Linked DNA regions of Homo sapiens: region 1 is linked to region 2. Evidence: chromatin contacts called from ENCODE Hi-C or POLR2A ChIA-PET data. All regions are on one chromosome and are shown on one strand. Each heading gives the region's core, a stretch centred on a gene start or an enhancer-like site at or near the end of the contact. The rest is flanking DNA. Distances are from core to core; before and after follow the strand shown. Region 1 overlaps LOC107984195 (a long non-coding RNA gene). Region 2 has its middle 36 kb from the start of LINC02668.

Evidence for each region. A loop is a pair of places that touch in the nucleus more often than their neighbours do. ChIA-PET counts read pairs that join two places held with the same protein, here RNA polymerase II (POLR2A). Pooled maps may share reads with other maps.
Region 1: POLR2A ChIA-PET joins it to region 2 with 10 read pairs in A549. The contact joins two enhancer-like sites. A Hi-C loop is called at or near these places in 1 of 168 maps with a recorded cell type or tissue (breast epithelium) and 1 of 50 pooled maps. POLR2A ChIA-PET finds 5 or more read pairs at or near these places in 3 of 52 experiments (A549, activated T-cell and naive thymus-derived CD4-positive, alpha-beta T cell).

The regions. Positions count from the first base shown.
Region 1 is chr10:4,060,310-4,063,888 of GRCh38, forward strand. The region is part of intron 4 of LOC107984195 (a long non-coding RNA gene); the gene reads left to right. Among named protein-coding and RNA genes, the nearest start is that of MIR6078, 71 kb to the left of the region's middle. Within about 2 kb of position 1,490, at least 14 of the 41 ENCODE cell types and tissues checked have a DNase peak (open chromatin) inside an H3K27ac peak, as active enhancers do; they include breast epithelium, where a contact is called at or near this core.
Region 2 is chr10:3,291,464-3,295,445 of GRCh38, forward strand. No RefSeq gene overlaps it. Among named protein-coding and RNA genes, the nearest start is that of LINC02668, 36 kb to the left of the region's middle. Within about 2 kb of position 1,288, at least 4 of the 41 ENCODE cell types and tissues checked have a DNase peak (open chromatin) inside an H3K27ac peak, as active enhancers do; they include breast epithelium, where a contact is called at or near this core.

The sequences.
Region 1 (3,579 bases), core at 240-2,739, 770 kb after region 2:
TCCAGCATATCTTCTTTCGTGCATCAACAATTGTGTATAGCTTGCCTTAGGCTGAGCAGCAGGAGTGACAGACTTTTTTGGGGGGTGGGGGGCGTGCATCGGGGAAGAAGGGGAACCAAGAAGATGGGAAGGAGCCTGCAGAGGGTGTTTGGCTGGCATCACTTAGGCTAACCTTACCCAGGGCCAAAGATGTGGCACAGGCTGGCACAGAGTTGGAAGCTGATGCATGTTCATTATTTACCCTCAGCTAATGTCCAGTGCAGCTGCTGACATCTAGCACAGCTCGGCAAATCAAGCTGGCCAGAGATGGAAAATATTCTTACCCAAAACTTGATGGAATGCTAAGGGTGTCCCGGCATATTATCTGGAAAAATGTCATGGAAGGACTAGAAATTAAGCTGGATAAGGAAGACCTGATCCCTCCAGCTTAGAAACCTTACCTATTCAAAATAAGAGCTGCTGTTTCCTGTTGGATTCATAGACTATAATAATAATTTGTAATAATTTAGTTATAGTAATAGTTTCTTGTTACTATAATAATTATTTGTGAGAATTTGCTGGTAAACAGTAATTTTGTATTAGATAGTAATAATTAATTTATATTATGGTAAATCTAGAAATTACTAAATTTTATAAATAATTAATAAAAACTGAACCCCAAATTAGAACAGTGATGACAAAAGTAATAACGATAATCACAACAGTGTATATATAATATATATATATTTCCACATATAACTATATGGAGTTATCTTTATTATTCAGTTGCTCATGTATTTATCTGACTGTTTATTAATTACCTGGCTTCTAGGTGTTAAGCACTTTGTTATATGTTAAGTATACAACAATAAAGAAACAGATAGGGTCTCCATCCTCAGTAATTTGGTAGACTAGTGAGAGACAGGCATTAAACAATTAAAAATTCAAGGGTATATATTATGGCAAAAATGTGTTAAGGAAAAGAACTGGGACATGAGATAATTTATCCAAATTCCTACTTGGGTTCCAGTGATCTGAGGATACCCTTTAAGACCTTTAAGAAAATGACATTTAAACAGAATCCTGATTGATGGGCAAGAATCATTTTGGTTAAGAAATGGAAGGAGTTCATTTTATGCAGGAAGGGGAATGTGCAATGAGGTAAAAATACTTCCTGAAGAAGGAGCACTCACACATGCAGGCATGTGCAGGCACACCCACAACACGCCCTCACACATGACAGTCCAGCACGCAGTGTGCATAGACAGTCACGCTGGTGTCTGGCCCCCTCCCAGAATCTATGAAGATAGGACAAACTAACTGGGTGCCAAGGACCACAATTTTCAAAAACAAGAGCAGGGAAGTGCTGAGCGTCTGGGCAAATAAGTCTAGACTCTGATCTTGAAGATATGAATTCATTTCAGAACATTTGCTTGGACTATCTCCTTGTGCTTGCATAATCTTGCCTACACCACGATGTGCTAAGTTTAGACGTTCCTCCAGTCTTCCAGCAGGCAGTATGGCAGAGAGGGAGGGAACGGGCTCAGCCCAGGGCTCCCCAGTTCTGCTACCACCAGGGAGAGGGAGGGGTATTGTTCTTACTGCAGAAAGTGCCAAGACTTGAACCAAATGTTTATATTGTGTTTTTGAATTTCTGCTTGGGGAAGAGACAGCCTACCAATGACTTCAAGAAAATATGTTGGCTCTTTTTCTGCAAATAGCCTTTCTGGTTTTTATGGCAAATAGAAGAAATGTCTCTCTTTAGTCATTGAGCCACTTTGTTGTGATTTTTTTTCTAAAGTATGTTGAAAGTCATGTGGATATTCTTCTAGGTGTTGTGAGCTGTGCTATTTTCCAGCAATGTGGAGCTCCTCTCATTCCAAGAACAGGGCGATAATCTGTTATTGGAAGATGAATAATGTAGTTTCTTGACCAGGAGAAGGGGAGCAAGATGTTACTGAAGCAGTTTACAGTTGAGCCAAACTGCATGTTCCCTGAGTCACTTCATTCACGTTGTTTTATTTTGATTGATGGTGTATGAATTTTTTTTAACAGCTTTGACCTTTGTCCAAATGCTTCTAACTGATCCTCATCTTGAATCTACAGTGAGGCCATCAGCTGTGTCTCCCCTCCCTGTCCCTTCTCCTTCCTGTCATTCCACAAGCCCTTCCTGCTGAATCTAGCCCTAAATCCGGTTTTGTATTTTTATCCATGGCAGACCTTAGATTATTTCTGGTTGGGATTATTGGGATTATTTCTAAATATGCTGGAATTTCTGCTTTTGTTGTGTCCATCCCAGCGTTGATTTAGATTTTCCTCATTTTAGCATCAGAACGGACACGATTGCTAAGAATTCCTTCAGATCTGCCCATGGCGTGGAGCCACTTCTTCACCGTTCCAGAGCCTAAACCCTGCGAATCATGGGTGGCTGGCTGGCAGATGCTTCTCTTGAGAGTTGATAGTGTCCTTGGGCCAACACTCAACCAAGGAGCCCTGCGGTGAGATCACCTGTCACTCTAAGGAGAGAAACTGATTCCTACAGAACAGAGCTGGGCTGCAGTGGCCTCAGGGCAATAATGTCACAGGCCTTTGAACGCATTCAACAAAACTCCCAGTCTCTGGTTAACAAGCGAATGCGCCTGAAAGAATGGGACAGATAATGACAGGTGAATGCCCCCTGACCTGTGTGGCCAATGGCCCAGCAGGACTGGCATTACTCCAAAATTGTCAGAAATCCAGGCTCTCAGGCCCCGCCCCACCACCCAAACCAGAAACCATGTGGACAAGATCTCCAGGTGATTCAAATGCACAATAGGCCTGCATGAGTAATGCATATCAAGAAATCTTCGCTTCCCTTAACTACCTAGCGGGACACCAAGGGAACCTCCTAGAAGAAGTCTTGGATGGGATGGGGCTGGATGCCACCCCCTCAAAGGAGCACAGACCTGCTGGCCCCCCTTCCCTCCCTCTGCAGGCCAAGCTCATGAGCTGTGGGGAGTGGGAGCAGGGGGTCCCTCCCACATCCTCAGGAAGAAGCCACCATGTCATTGGGAGCCTGTGTTACACATCAGTGTGTGAGGGAAGAATCTGGAAACAACTGACTAAGAGGATGGCATGATCTCAGCTCACTACAACCTCTGCTTCCTGGGTTCGAGCGATTCTCCTGCCACAGCCTCCCGAGTAGCTGGGATTACAGGCGTGTACCAACACACCCGGCTAATTTTTTGCATTTTTAGTAGAGATGGAGTTTCACTCTATTGGCCAGGCTGGTCACAAACTCCTCAACTCAAGTGATCCACCCACCTTGGCCTCCCAAAATGCTGGGATTACAGGCGTGAGCCACCACTCCCGGCCAGGTAGTGACAGTTTTTAGAGGCTCTGGGTGCTTGGCCCTTGCCTTAAACCGAATGCTTTAAAAGGCCTTTGATCTCTGTCAATAAAATTGCAAGTGTGTACACACATTTGACTTAACAATCATAATAATAAAACCTAATGAACAGTCAAGACATTTTTTAAAAAGACATTTTGCTTGAAAGGCTTCTCATCTATCATAGAACAACAGTGGCTTAGAGCTGGGGAATCATGTCTGTTTCTGTCCCC
Region 2 (3,982 bases), core at 38-2,537:
AGAAAGTTGTTACAAGCAGTAAATTAATTTGAGTAATTATAAGGCAATTTGGAAATTCCCACACTCATTCAGATTTCCTTTGATACTAGAGAATAAGATGATGGATGCCCACAGCATTTGGTTATAAATTCAGATTCTGGGGTTGGGCGTGGTGGCTCACGCCTGTAATCCCAGCACTTTGGGAGGTCAAGGCAGGTGGATCACAAGGTCAGGAGTTCGAGCCTGACCAACATGGTGAAACCCCATCCCTACTAAAAATATAAAAAATGAGCCAGTTGTGGTGGCACGTGCCTGTAATCTCAGCTACTTGGGAGGCTGAGGCAGGATAATCACTTGAACCCTGGAGATGGAGGTTGCAGTGAGCCGAGATCATGCCACTGCACTCTAGCCTGGGCAACAGAGCAAGACTCCGTCTCAAAAAAAAAAAAAAAAAAAAAAAAAACAGAATTCAGACTCTGGCTTTGTCACTTACTACCTGTGAACCATGAACAACCTACTTCATTTCCCTGAGCTTTGACTTCTCCAGCTGCAAAAGAGGAAGAATGGTATTTCTAGGATATGAGGAGGATCAAAGGAGTGAATCTGTGAATGGTATTGATAAGATTTGAGAGGATCAGATGAGGGAATCTGTGAAAACACTTAGGATGTCTATCGAGTAGTAAGACCTCTTATGTATAAGTTATGATTATTGCCAAGTAAAGACAAATGGCATACAGTTTGCTTCACATCAGCTGGTAAAGATGCAATTACTATTCAGATAGGGAATAAACAGAAGTGGATTAATTATTGTAATGTAAGTTATTTTAACGTCTTAGTACATGGATTGTCAAAAATAAGATATCCCTACTTCAAATGAAGATACTTCCAATTGAAGATGCTGCTTCAAATGTTTCTAAAAAACCGTAAACCTCCAATATTTAAATACAACGTAAAAGTTATCAAAGGAACTTTAAAGCCATCATCTCCTTTATTCCTCATGAGAACCTCACCAAGTGAGAGGTACACAGATTATATCGTCCCAATTCAGAGATGAGGAAACTGGGACTCTGGGAAGATGTCTTAAACAAAGGTCAGTGGAGCTAAATCGAAGGCCAGTGCCTTTCCAGGGCTCCAGGAAATTCCAAGCTCAATTTAAGGCTTGGCTTGAGAAAGCTCACTGAGAAAATGTGAATATCTCCTGGAGGTGGACGCTATTTTTGCTCATTCAAGATGGTATTCGACTTGACGTGTGTGTGTGTGTGTGTGTGTGTGTGTGTGCACGTTCTTGTGCTGGGGTGGGGCACTGGAGGCACAGACTGTTTTTAGGGAACATTCCTTTGGATGAACGCATCTTCACATGCCTCTCTGGTAAATGACGGGTTGTTTCTATGCAATGAACTATAAACAGGGAGCGCACTGTGAACAATAGCAACATAAATCACAGTTACTGCTTTTCTACTCTGCAATCTGGGGGAAAGGACATTTCTCAGTGTGCTTTCCTTGACACACATCAGTCTCTGTGTTTACTATTCAAAAGATGTGATCGGGTGAAGGCCTGAAGCCCTTTCACATTGAAGGGGCTGAGTGGCAGAGGGTTCAAGACGTTATAACTGGAGAGGAGACATTTGGAAATGATTGTTCTGTTACAAAATGCTGCCTGGGAAACATGCTCTGTTATGTATTCACTCTTTTTTTTTTTTTTTTTTTTTCCAGTTTAGAAACCCATTTTTGGAGCAAGCAAGCAGACTGAATGGAAGTGGTGAGAAAATTAATCAGCAAAATCTTCTGAAATTGGGTGCCTTCTTCTTAAAAGTTTTCTCCCTGTAATCCTAGGTGCTGTCAGGGAGTAATAATTATTTCCCATAAACAGCTGGCTCAGTGATCTATTTTGCATGCTGGGGGAAAAGAACTAGCTGTGATGAGCTCTCCAAAGCTTTTCTCACTAATGATGTCTGTGATACACACTCACACAAAGACCCACATACATTCGAAAGGAAGATACTGCAGAAGAAACTCATTTACAGTCTTGATCTACCACATGCATTCTGCAGGGTGTTTCAATGTCACAAGAAAGCATAAAGAAACCCATCTAAGTTCCTGTTTGTTTCAGATGCTCCTTGAAGATGGGAGAGAGAGCTGGAGCTCATCTGTCCTGGCATCAGAGAACCGTGACTCCGGAGGGTGGGAGAGGCAGGCCCGAGTCATCTCTGCCCTGGGGCCCCTTCCCAATGTGTCCTGTCTTCCTCCCTAGTGAGGGGAGTCTAATTTAGAGTGGGAAGTGGAGAGGAATGCTGGCCAGGTGGGAAGTTGGGGGGCTGCGCCATGACCCGCCACACTTGGCTGGGTGGCTCCAGGGAACATCCTCTGCCTCCCCTCCAGTGCAGGAGTGAGTGAAGCAGCTGCCTCTGTGGCTGCCGACGCTGGCTACGCACAGCAAGGGAGGAGGCTGAGACATGAGGAAACCTGGCCCTCTAGGCGGGCACTTTGGAAGCTCGCTGGCATGCTGCTGGAGACCCACCGGCAACCACGAGGACAAGTGGGGACCTGGTGACATTCCAGCTCTGCCAGCCCTCCCAGAATAAAGGGGAATGGCAGCAAATCAAGAGGCGGAGGCGTTTCAATGCCATTTTGCTGTGCTGACTTTTCCTTTTGGACATTGCGAACAAGAGAAGAAAGCAGCTCCCTTAACTGTAGTACAAAAAAAATTCAGAAAAGAGGGCATTTTAAGGGTAACATTTTTCTTGCTGCAATGACTCATGGAAGACAGAAAGTGAGAGGCTTGCTGAAAGGCGAAAGACAGAGCCAAAAAAGCAAAACTCAAGTCCTATTTACAAAACGACGGGCCACAACGGACTCTCCAGTAACATGATATTGTACATTGTCCTTTAAATCCTGAACAGATCTTCCTTCCAAATCCTTTACTGCCTCAGAGTTGTTAATCACAAAATGAAGGTTTCTGCCACCAAAAAAAATTGACCACAGATGTTTCCAGAAAAGAAAGAGGAAAGAACAGCCATTCACCACGCCCGTGTGGGGTGTTGAGGCTGCAATGCTGAGGTCCCTGAAAACACAGGCATGAGCAGTGCTTGTCCTTTCCAGGGACCCGAGGACAGCGAGTCACAGAGCGGCTGCAGGTGCAAGGCCATTCCTCATAGAAACCGTGTGTCCAGGTGTCAGGCATATTTGTCATGGTTCCTCAAAGGGGAAACATTCATTTATAATTTTGAAAAACAAAAACAAAAGAACGACATGAAAGGAGAGGCCTTAACTAAAAAGAACAATTCACAATTGCCAAGCAGTTGAGGAGGTCTTATAAGAAACTCTGGGAGTTAAACAAGAAGTCAAAAGGGCTGGATTTCACGGGCAGCGTCCTCCTTACCTTCTTGTGCTAGAAGGCTGGATCTGGGGCTTTTCAAAGGCAATGAAGACAGGCCAGGCACGGTGGCTCAGGGCTGTAATCCCAGCACTTTGGGAGGCTGAGGTGGGTGGATCACCTGAGGTCAGGAGTTCAAGACCGTCCTGGCCAACATGGAGAAACGCTGTCTCTATTAAAAATACAAAAATTAGCTGGGTGTGGTGGCAGGTGCCTGTAGTTCCAGCTACCCGTGAGCCTGAGGCAGGGGAATCACTTGATTCCCGCCAGGAGGCGGAGGTTGCAGTGAGCCGAGATCCCACCGCTGTGCTCCAGCCTGGCCGACAGAGTGAGACTCTGTCTCACAAAACAAACAAACACAACAAAGGCAAATAAAATCGTTGTTTGAGCAGCCACATGACGTTCAGTCTTATGTATTCTCCAGATATATTAACAGAACTGTAAGTTTTCAAGCAGGGTTTTCTAAAGTTTGTGAACAAAATAGAAGCATGCTGTATGCTATTTGGGTTTTAATTGTTCCATTTATGAAGTGTCCGAGTGAGTAATGGCGGCAAGTTCATTTGATTCCACTGGGGACACCTGCTGTGAGTGAAAACAGGAATCTGTTCTCTCCAGACCTGGCATCAACGA